Linked DNA regions of Homo sapiens: region 1 is linked to region 2. Evidence: chromatin contacts called from ENCODE Hi-C or POLR2A ChIA-PET data. All regions are on one chromosome and are shown on one strand. Each heading gives the region's core, a stretch centred on a gene start or an enhancer-like site at or near the end of the contact. The rest is flanking DNA. Distances are from core to core; before and after follow the strand shown. Region 1 overlaps LHFPL6 (LHFPL tetraspan subfamily member 6). Region 2 holds the start of LHFPL6 (LHFPL tetraspan subfamily member 6).

Region 1 (5,871 bases), core at 3,209-5,708, 37 kb after region 2:
TCCAGCCTGGGTGACAGAGCAAGACCCTGTTTCTAAAAATAAATAAATACAATAAAATAAATTTAAAAAGAGTAAAGAAAGATTAAGCTTGAAAAGCTAACTTGGAGTCAGAACCTGCCCATATGACTTTTCCTCAGGCCATTGTTTCCCTTGTATATAGATATTTCATAGACTCTCAGAATTTTGAAGTGAAAAGAATGTAAGAATTTCCTTTTCTTCCACCATTCTAAATCATTCCTTCTGGACAGTCAGAGTCACCATGTGCTTGAACAGGTGCTTAAAGACTCCAAAAGTTGTTTCATCCATTTTAAAACGTTTCGAATTGTTAGCATTTTCATAATTTTCCAAATGAGCTTGTGCCTCCTGCTCATTTCTGCTAGTTCTAGTTGGGCACTCTGTATATGTAAGAAAGTGAAGATATTAATTTATTAATAGCACCCTTTAGTGATAATTTTTCAATAGTTTGAATACACCTTACTGTCCTGTCATCCAAACTTGACTTTTCCATTTTGATCATAAAGAATATTAATTCATCAAATATCTTACAAAAATCAAGACACTTTATACCTGTAGTATTTTCTCGTCAAAACCAAAGTTGAGGTAAATTTAACACCGTTTATTCTTGGTGATATAGTATTGCTTGCTGGTAATCTACTTTTTCTTGAGTAAGTTTTTTAGGACATCTGGTTAATAATACCATTTGCAATTTTTTCAGGTTCTCAACATAAAATTATTGACCTGTATTTCCAAAAACTAACATTTTCTCCTTTTGAAAATGAGACCAATAGATTGATGGGTTCCAAGACCTGGCTATCTAGCCTATTTATGCTTGCTGAAGTCCTTGTCATCATTAATTGCTAATAGATCCCTTACATTTATGAACTCCAGAACCACTATGTTTCAACTATTCAAATAGGTTTGCAAAGACATTTGCGGATAAGCTCTGTATGGTTTAGAAACCAATAACAATTCTGATGTTTGCAGTTTATATCTGTCCATCAATCCATCCATCCATCCATCCATCCATCCATCCATCCGTCCGTCCATCCATCCATCCATCCATCCGTGTTTACTAAGCCTCTATTGTGTGCCAGAAACTGAGCTAAGGCCAAAGATACATTGATGAGCAGGGCTGACATGATCGCTGCCCTCACGGGTCTTATTCTGCTAGGATTTTCAATTTCCAAGCAGTAATGCAAACCAATATGGGAAATGGTTTTAAGCACCAATGAAAAGGGTTAACTGCTCAGGTTGAAGGATGGATGATTGAGGAGTGTGGGTGAAAGTTCAATAGAAATCCCTCTGTGTTTGTCGAATCCTGAACTCTAGGGTTGAGGTCACTGGATATGATCAACTCAAATTCTGGTCTGCTGCTGGAAAGCAAAGCAAGAGTCCATCTCTGGAGGTAGCACTGGCCTCCACCTAAACTGGACAGTGTGAACATTAGAGGATGTAGGGGTGAAAGGAGCCAGAGCCTGGAGCTTCTGAGATGGGCAGGAAGGAGTTTTTGAGTTATGCATCATGCAGAGAAAAAGTGAAATGTAAATACATATAAAAACAATTTCACAGTGCTTTCCAAGTTTAATTTCTAGAATGAATATTCTGCTTACAGAATTGAGAGAAAGCTAATTGAGAAATATGACTTTTGGAAATGATTTTATTTGGGTTAGGTTTTTTTATTTATATAGGCAGATATATATGGTGTTTTGCTCTGTTTACATAGCTTTATACCTTTTTATATACTAAATTGAAATGGATAGGTAGAAGCAATATTTTCAGAATTGGTCATTGTCCTGAATAAAATGAGCCACTGTGTTCTCTCAGGCACCATGCAAGCTCACCCAATATTCATATACCACAAAAGGGTGTTTTTCCTGCTTAAGTTTATATTCTATATCATATTCTGTTTTTTTTTTCTGGATATTTCCACTTTATATTGTTCTCTTTCAACATTTTGTAAGAAGTAGTATTTCCTATTCTCTGCTGTTACAAAGACTATGAAAATACATGCAACTCATTTAAAGAAACAGGTGGATGTCTGGAAGTTTTCTCTACCTAACACTTTCACATATAAAATTTATGATGTTTGGTTTCTATGGTATTTAACATTGGCAAGAAAAAATAACTCCCAATGAAGTAACTAAGACCACTTGTTCTAGTTCTTCCTGTAGTGGAAAGAGATAGAGAAGAGTGATAGTAACAAAGTATTCTCATTACTCTAGAACAGAGATTGGCAAACATTTTTCTGTAAAGGGCCAGATGGTATATACTTTTGGCTTCGTGGGCCATAGGGTCTCTGTTAAAACTGCTCAACTCTGTCTTTGGGGTGGGAAAGCAGCAGTAGACACTTTGTAAATGAATGGGAATGGCTGTGTTCCAATAAAACTTTATTTACAAAAATAGGCTGTGGGCAGCATTTAGCCTGTGTTCTGTAGTTTGCCCATCCCTGCTCTATAAAAAGAGTAGGAAACTATGCCCCAGGGCCAAATCCAGCCTGAAGCCTGTTTTTGTTTGGCCACAGAGCTAGGAATGGTTTATGTGTTTTCAAAGAGTTGTTAAAGGAGGAGAGGGAAGAGGAGAGGAAGGAAAAGGTAGAAGAGGAGAGGAAGGGAGAGAAATAGGAAGAGGAAGAAGAGGAAGAAAACCTTATGTGGCCCACAAAGCGTAAAAGTTGACCATTTGGACCTCTATGGAAAAAGTCTGTTAGATCTTGCTCTGAGAGATTGTTTACTTGTAACTTCCTTGATAATTTCAACTTACGGATTTGATTTTGTGCTCATTTTCTATTTTCCTATGCTTATAGTCTTCGTAATATGAAGCAAGTAAGTTTATTAGTCAGATAAAATACAGAATTTAAAATTTTGGTAATGTATTGGCTATCAGAAAAAATACTGATTGCTTTCTGTGTCACTTTATTCTTTTGAAATTTGAGATTTTATAAGAAATTTTGAAAATGTATATTATTCTCTTGTCTTGAAAATGTTTTTAAGTGGGAATATAAGAAACAAGGATGTGTTCCTGCTTAATTCTGTGCCTGAACTTTGGAGTCTTCTGATCTGTGTTTGGGACAGAGAATGCTCTAGCTATGCTAAAACCTTTTCAATAATTGTAACGTTGTTTGATGTTAGCAAAAAACAAAAACAAAAATGAAAAAAAAAAAAAAACCCTGGCTAACATTTATTCAGTGCTTAACTATGTGAAAGGCACCATGCTAAATGCTTTTAACATTATTTTCTCACTATTCTGGGAGGCATGTGTGATTATAAACCTGGTTTTAAGGCTGAAGAGATCAAGACACAGAGAAATTAAGTATTATTATTTGTCCAGGATTAACAGCCAGATAGTGGTAGAAATGGGGTTTAACCTAGGTTTTAGAGGAGTTCCGCCAAGTAGAGGTCACTTTCAATTTTCCTACAATGCCCTTTAAAGCAAATTTTTTTTTTTTTTTTTTTTTTTTTTTTTAGACAGGGTCTTGCTCTGTTGCCCAGGTTGGAATGCAGTAGTGCAATCTCAGCTCACTGCAGCCTGGACTTCCTGGGCTCAGGTGATCCTCTCACCTCAGCCTCCTGAGTACCTGGGACTACAGGTACACGCCACCATGCCCAGCTAATTTTTTGTAGAGACCGCGTCTCCCTGTGTTGCCTAGGCTCGTCTCAAACTCCTAGGCTCTAGTGATCCACCTGTCTCAGCCTCCCAGAGTGTTAGGATTACAGGTGAGAGCCACAGCGCCCAGCTGAACTCATCATTTATTACTTCGTCAATCTCAGTAACCTTTTGTAAGTGATGCCACAACGGACAATGTATACTGAGTCATTCAGACATGGTTTCTGCTTTCTAAGGATTTATTAATATTTCAAAATGATGCTTGATGCCTAGCAAGTAGAAAAATCCAGTTGCCTTATTAGAACTTAACAAAAATGAATGAGTTAGAAAATTAGCAGTCATGTATTCCTCTGTTCTGTACAGCTAAATACAATTTCCAACTTCTTAATGAGGGGCTGAGAGTTCTGTATGAAGACTTCTACCTCCTTTTTCTGTTTTTGTTCCAACAGGATAAAATCATGTGTTTGACATGTTGAACTTGAGAGGCACATACTTGCCATAATAAGTATACATGGTTTTTCAAGTTCCTAAAAGTCCTTTCTTCATTTGTTTGAGTCTATGTTTCAGATAGATCCTAGGGCATAATAATTTAAAAATCCAATTAAACCATAAAACAAAATGTCCTTACTGTTTTTCTGTTGATTTGGTCTCTTTTTATTTGGCAGCAAAGTTTCTTCCTGTTGTTATTTCTCATGTGACTCCCGTGAACTGGTGGGTCCTGGAATCCCCACGTACAGTGGGTTGGAACCCATTCTGCCTGGGAGCCCCAGTGTAGGTGGCTGAGGCAGTGAGTCAACAGCACTGGAATTTGCTTGCTTCAGAGTGATAATTCTCATGCAAATAGTTCTCAGTTTTTCAAAAGAAGGGCTTGTCAGCCTCATACTTTCAAAGTGACTCTGCCAGGAATTTACAGTTTTACGAGATTATACATAGAATGTTCTGTTATAATAATCAAATGTTCATTCAGAAATAACCCAATTAATGCAGACTGTACAACAGATCGCCACCATTTGCACCAAAATTCCATTCAAACTACAATTCCCTTCTCCACTGTTTCTTTGGTTCTTTCCTCCTCATTCAGCAGCTTGTTTTCTGCTGTCTGATAGTTATGCCAACATTCCATCTTATTTTAACAACTACACAAATATAAAAACCACAGCACCAAAATTGAAGTTGGAGCTTCATTTTGTACTATTTAAGAACTGTATTGTCGTATGTAATTTGCAGTAAACTTGAACACAAAATGAAATTTAAAAAACCTTTCTTTTTGCCTGTAATGTTTAGAAATGATGTTCTCTTTGAACTGTACTGGATTTTTTTTTTTAAGGGTACACTATCATTCTATGATGAAATATACTGTAATTCAACTAATTCAACTGCTTTTTCTCTGTTTTATCTTTCTTGGCTTATTGTCCTCCTGGATATAAGATGATATAGATGGCAAGCTTATTTCAGGACAGTTTGTTTTTTATTCTAAGCAAATGGTAGTTTTTAAACAACAATGGTCATTTTGATCTTTGGAGATCGGTCTTCCATTCTTAGAGCATTGGAATGTAGAAGAGATGTTTATGCCTTGGGATTGCCACTCATCCAGAGCCACTCCTCTGTGAGAATACAATCTTTGATTTGTTGCCCTTTATATTTACTTTACTTCTTATTGAACGATGTCCACTATACAATAGCAAGATATAATAAGGTATAGAGACAGAGTTTACAGAACCTTGCCCCATTAGCATTTTCAAATTTTGTCACATCAGAGTTAGTATACTGCTCCAATTTTCAGAAGAACATAGCTCATTGGCAGAAGGTGGAAGTAGTGTTCTTAACCCTTTTACATAAAAGGCTACTTAAATAAGCAAACTTAATTCTTCCATCAGCTTTTCTATTTTCTTAAGTGCAAACTGACTTTATTTACCCATGGTTAGATACTTTTGACTTACATATTTCCCAAAGGCAACCAAAATGGTATAATAGCGTAGTGCAATTTTATGGGAGTCTCTTTGGCACCATAGTAATTCTTTTTGATCTACAGTTCACCTCTGGGTATGGTGGCTACGGGTGGTGCATCACAAGCAGAGTCAAAGGCCATTTTTAATGCTCTTGGGTTTTGTACTGCATGGGCCATTTTTTGAAGTTTAGAAATATGAAGATGCACATATTTGTTGCTCTGGCCCAGTATTGATATCATAGGCCAGATGGGTTTGAGATAGAGAGCACATACATATTTAATGTTCATTTTTATTCTTTATTGCCTCTAGTGGAAGGACT
Region 2 (5,712 bases), core at 1,359-3,858:
GTGGGAACTTCTGGCTGTGAAGTAATTTAATGGTCCTTTAAAGGTACAAATTTAATGCAAAGGGGCTTAAATAAATTATAATGCATTTTGCTTACAAAGTGTGCATGGAAGAACATAAGGAGTAATTCAGAAGATATTATAGTTTAGTAAGATAATTAGAAAGAGAAATCAAGATATGTGGATTATAGCCTCAGCTTTGGGTAAGACACTGGAAGAATTTCGAGCCTCTGTTTTGTCAGCTGTAAAATTACATACTTGAACAAGATTAGATGATCTCTAAATTCCTTCTCAAAGATAAGAGGACCCATATAACCATGATGCTGGAAGTTGTGAGCTTAAAAAAAATTAAAATAACCTATTTCAATCTCTTTTTAACAATGAGATAACTTAGGGCTTGGGAAGATCACCATTTGTCTGAATTCACTTATTTAAGTTAGAAATTTGAGTCCCAGTATTATACTTTCACAAATAATTGATATTGCATCCTGAAAGATTTTTAAAAATTTGGCCTCTTCTGTCATTTTTTTTTTCATTTTAGGCAGAATCTCTGTGATAGCATTTACTCTGCTTAAGAGAGTGCAAATAATGAGATTTTTTTAAAAGTCATTTTTTAGCTGTAAATTTTTGGGCAAATTACTTCTTATCCTTGCGGTAAAATAATAATTATTCCTTCTTCATAATTTTTCTTTTCTTTTTTGAGGACTGGATAAGTAATCTATTAAGGGACCTTAATGTACTAACACACAGCAAGGAGTCAATCTGTAGTAACCATGATTATCATTAATATGTCTCCAGCCAGCACTTGCGCTTAAGCTTTCTCACACTTAAGAAAGTGTTTGAGAGCAATTTCCCCTGCAGGTTGTACGGAGGTGACTCCGATTCTCACTATTATTCTTTTGTCTTTTATGATCATATCTTCCACCATCATATTATATAGGTATGAAGGCTCTGTGTAATAACTAAGGGTGTGGTACCTAACTGGAAGTCAGACCAATCATTCTTATGCTGTCACTGAAACCAGTAACCGGTGATTTGTAAGAGAAGAGTTAAAACAACTTAAACTCAACAACAACACCAAAAACAAAAACACTTAAATTGGGGATTCTGAATATGGGATTCATGGATGGGCTTTAAGGGAATGGGAAACCACCTGATATTTCATTCAAATGATTGACATTTTGGCCCAGGTAATTTTGGGGACTGTCCTGTGCACTGTATTTAGCAGAATCTCGGGTCTTTACCAACTAGATGCCAGTAATACTCCCCATTCATGGGTTATGATAATCAAAATTATCTTCAGACCTTGCCAAATATCCCTTTCCTTCTTCAGAATCGCTGTGGTAAAGCTTTATATGTCCGCGCATTTTTTTTTCTGGAAGGCTTATCAGTTTCATCGTATTTTTTAAAAGACCTGTGACCTCAAAAGGCTTGGAATCAATCACTTAAGGTCTTTCAAAATAATAATAAAAGAACACATATCTCCAGCTGTCGTTGTGGGAAAAATGTACACCATCACGGCTAATTAAAATGGTGCAGTCTGAAAATCTGCTATGAAATATATACCTACCAATTTATTACTTTCAACTCCTCTAAAAAGACACCTCACAAAAACTATATCTGGGAAACTGTCTACTTCAAAAACTGCTGTTCCCAGATGGCATACTTCTTAAAATACTGTGTTCAGCAGAGACTCCCACAGTCATCTACTGAATCTAGCTCTAAACTTCTAAAGGGGTTAGTGCTAATGACAAGTGGAAAAAGTCCTCAAGTCCAGAGGGGAACTAAAAATCAGTTGTTTCTCAGAAAAGAAATCAAACGATGGAATAAATTGCAAAATTGATCAGGAGGCAGGATGGAGGAGAAGGGAGGGAGGAAGTGAAGGGAAAGGGAGGGAGGGAGGGAGAGAGAGACAGAGAAACAGCAAGAGAGAGAGAGAGAGACCTTTGAAAGAGTGTATCTCTTGGGAGAGGCTCGCTAGAGGTCCGCCCCTGCCTTCTCCCTGGCTCGTCTGGAAAGGCAGCTGCCCCCATGCCATACATGAGCCTTGGGCTGTCTGCTGTGCTTTAATTCCCACGTCCACAACCGCCTCATTCACCGCCTTCCAAAGTGACCACTTCTCAAAAGCCTCCTCAAATCTCAAAGGGGCCACTTTACCCACTCTTTAAGGCCCTCTTTCCCGTCTACGGCTTCTTTTAACGGCGGCAGGAAAACAGGAGCATAAACCCGAACAGTAAACCCAGAAAAGCCCCAACAGGCAAAGTGTGTCATCTTCCGTGGCTCCTCGGGGTCACCCAGGAAGACAAGCAACTTTCTCCCATACTTCTCGGTCTGTCTGCCTTCCCCACTCAGCTTTGAATGAGACGCAGGGAGAGGGGGCGCGAGGGGGCTCGGGGCTAGGGGAGGAGCCGCGAAAGCTGCCCCCGGGGGTGGGCCTGGACCCGCGCGGACAGCGGGGCACCCCCCCACTCCCTTCCCGGCGCTCCAGGAACGTCCCCGGTGCGTCCTGGGTCTGTCTGCGCGGAGTTCCCCGGGGCGCGAGGGGAGGGGACTGGAGAAAGAGGAGGGCCGGGCAGCGGAGGGGAGGAGGCGGTGCGTGCCTCGCCTGCCAAAGGGAGATCCGCTCCTCTGCGTGCGATCCCCGGCGCCCGCGCGCGCCCACAGCGCTCCGCCAGAGCTGCCGCCGCGGACTCGCCGGGAGTGGGGGTCTCCGCTGGTGCCAGCCCGCTTCTGGAGACCCTCCGCCTCCTGCCAACCCCTGCTCTTCCAGGTCGGGCCCCGGGGTTCTGCGGCTGTTAGGGACAGAGGCAAAGAAGGGCAGGACGGTCCGGTTTCCCGTGGATGTTCCCGCCCGAGAAAGACAGCAAGTTGTGTGTGCGCCCGGGACGCGGGAGGGAAGGTGGCCGCCGCCCGCCAGCCATGTAAGTAAATCACTCGGCTGCCCCGTGGGCGTGGGCTCCGCTGCTTTCTCCCGGGCTCCCTCTCTGCCCCGGAGCCGGAGTTGGGCTGCTCCCGGGCTCCGGACTTCCTGAGCTCGGCGGATCCGTCGGCTCTGCCTGCCAGCCGCGTCCGCTCTTGGCGTCTGCCTCCGGGGGGTGCTGCCTTCCCATCCTTATCCCCTCCCTTCGTCCAGAGCCGGCTGGAAAATGCCTCTTGCCCCCTTTTAGAATGGAGGGATCATTGTGTGTCTCCATGGGTGGAGTGGCTCGGTGAGGCAATGGCAGGGGGCTAAATATGGGCTTGTCTTGGCGAGGGCGCCTCACCGCAGTTGGAGATGGGGGCCCCCTGCCCGCAGGCCACCCCCTGCTGGTCTTCCCCAGCCTCGTGGCCCAGATAGATCAACTTCAGCCCTGACTGCAGTTGACAAGATTAGAAAAAAAAGTAGTAGCCGACCTCCCGTTTGAGTGACATCCAGAACTGAAAATGGGCGGTGGTTAGAGAAAAAAACGGGTAGGGGCGAGGTGAAGAAAGGGGGAAATTTGCTATGGACCCTGAAAGCTGGAGTTAGGGGTCCTGGGGGTGGAATTCTAGGGTGGATGGGCTCTGTGCTTCTGTATTCATTTCTTTATGGAAAGTGTGAGAAATGGTTAAGGAACTCTTTTTGAAAGGCTGGGGTGGAAGTAGATGCCCCTGGAACCATTTGGATGACTGGGGTTTGATGTAGCATACTGGGAAGTATGGATTGCTGTTCAAATTAGACAATCATTCAGTGGGAGAAATGATTGCAATAGAACTGTTGGAATCAATGAATCAAAACTGCAGACTCAAAATAAGTCATACACAGGCATTCTTTTACACTAGAAGATGTTAAGACTAAAGAAATTCTGAAATGCTGCTGAATGAGTACAAAGAGTGTCTGGTAATAGTTCTGTACTGTGGGTGCCTCCGCAGACCATAATGCTTGTTAAATTTATGGTACTCTGCAATTGTGAAAAATTATCCTAATTAGTTTGTTTGGCTCATGCAGAGAGTTAATGCACCCTTAAAGGGACATAGAAAAGTTGCAACAAACTATGAGCATGAACTTGCAAGCCAAAAAATGGAAATCATGGCATGGTTCATTTTATTTTAATTGTTTATTGCCCAGTGAAAGTGCTACATTACTTTTAATGTGAGTATATAATATATAGAATGAATTCATTGGCCTGTCAAATAAAAATCGGGCGTTTCTTTAAGTAAATAGCTGTCAGAGTTAATTTGGAAATATTTACGGAAGATAAAGACATGAAAAAGCTTTGAGCTGGTTTGACAAAAATCGAGTTATGAAGCTCATAGAGAGAATTAGTTCTTCCCACTTTTAAAGTGTTGAGGCAAGTCTCAATGTTTATTAATTGAAAATTGTAGACTAGCTGAAACAGTGTTATCACTTCTTTTAATGCCTTTAATTTTTAATGTTTCCTGTTGTTTTACCAGGGACCATCATCTTTAGTGCAGAGGATGGAAAGTTGATGCCCAGTAAGACTGAAGATCCATTCTGCATTACGGAACTGTGGATTATCTGTGGGTCCCTGGTGATTTCACACCTTCATTCACTCCTGCAGTCCCTGAACACTTACTTGGGGTCCTCATTGCCCTATCTGGTGAAAGATGGCATCCAGCCTGACTTGTACTGGAGTAATCTGGGCTTTGCTGTCTTTTCTTTGTGCTGCCACCTCCTGCGTGGGGTTCTTTATGCCTTACTGGCTCTGGGGATCACAGCTGGGCAAGCCTGTGTCCTTCGGTACCTTCCGGAGGTGCTCATATCCTGTGCATGATGAGAGTCGGCAGATGATGGTGATGGTGGAGGAATGTGGGCGCTATGCCTCCTTCCAGGGCATCCCCAGCGCAGAATGGAGGATCTGCACCATAGTGACCGGCCTGGGTTGTGGCCTCCTCCTCCTGGTGGCGCTCACTGCCCTCATGGGTTGCTGTGTTTCCGACCTCATCTCCAGGACAGTGGGAAGAGTGGCTGGAGGAATTCAGTTTCTTGGGGGTAAGTGACTTGCTGAGCTTGAGTTGTTTACTGGAATCCCAAAGCAGTATTAAAAGTTATGTTTCAGTTGTCTACTGAGATTATTATAAATGACACCTGGAATGCATAAGAGAAATAGATTTGGAATGGCTTTGATGATAGGTTGCCAAAGTCAAGATTATTGTCAGAATTGCTGCTTTACAACTTCAAGAGTTCTTAATTTCTGTACATATACATCACTGGCCTGCTAAGTGCCACCTATGTGAAACAGTAACATCTAGGTTGTTTGAGGTGTAGTAGGGGCGACAGTTTGGATTTTATAGCTTCTTGTTCGTTATGTTAAACAATAGACAATTAGATTATCTTTGTCTTCATGGAATCCTCGGGTCTTTAAAGGTAAAGATTTCACAGAAAAGTGGAAAAGGTTTTTGATTCAACATTGTTATCATGAACCTCTAATACACTTTGGTGGATGCAAAATTTACTCTTGCCCAATCTTAAACTCTATTTCTAAATAAATGTTAACTATTTTAAATGAGAGATCAGTTTTATATAACAACTATGAACTTAACTATTCTACAGAGATAGCTATCCACTTAATTACCTTGTTAGGTCTTAACTTTCCTGGGTGCTCTTGCTGTGGAAAAAAAGAAAAGGGATATTTAGCAAATGATGTGTGCTTGTCCCAGATGGACTGGATAGTTTCACTAACGCCAGAAAAGGTTTGATTTTTACTTGGATTCCCTCCAGCAAGTATTGCTTCA

Evidence for each region. Hi-C counts contacts between places; a loop is a spot of excess contacts on that map. ChIA-PET counts read pairs that join two places held with the same protein, here RNA polymerase II (POLR2A). Pooled maps may share reads with other maps.
Region 1: a map of PC-3 shows a loop between it and region 2 (7-fold over the local background). The contact joins the enhancer-like site here to the promoter of LHFPL6 in region 2. A Hi-C loop is called at or near these places in 8 of 168 maps with a recorded cell type or tissue (Caco-2, IMR-90, OCI-LY7 and 5 more), 1 of 37 single-sample maps with no recorded cell type and 7 of 50 pooled maps. POLR2A ChIA-PET finds 5 or more read pairs at or near these places in 2 of 52 experiments (GM12878 and OCI-LY7).

What each region holds. Positions count from the first base shown.
Region 1 is chr13:39,564,323-39,570,193 of GRCh38, reverse strand. The region is part of intron 2 of LHFPL6 (LHFPL tetraspan subfamily member 6); the gene reads left to right. Among named protein-coding and RNA genes, the nearest start is that of LHFPL6, 36 kb to the left of the region's middle. RefSeq lists enhancers at 3,958-5,157, 5,710-5,871. Within about 2 kb of position 4,458, at least 10 of the 41 ENCODE cell types and tissues checked have a DNase peak (open chromatin) inside an H3K27ac peak, as active enhancers do; they include IMR-90, PC-3, endothelial cell of umbilical vein and 1 more, where a contact is called at or near this core.
Region 2 is chr13:39,600,089-39,605,800 of GRCh38, reverse strand. LHFPL6 (LHFPL tetraspan subfamily member 6) reads left to right here and starts at 2,608. Exons shown (of 4, transcript NM_005780.3): 1 at 2,608-2,918; 2 at 4,411-4,969. The coding sequence starts at 4,585. LOC112268119 (protein SPT2 homolog) reads right to left here and starts at 4,477. Exons shown (of 4, transcript XM_035861111.2): 1 at 4,408-4,477; 2 at 3,261-3,351; 3 at 2,159-3,157. The coding sequence starts at 4,477. RefSeq lists a silencer at 2,414-2,713.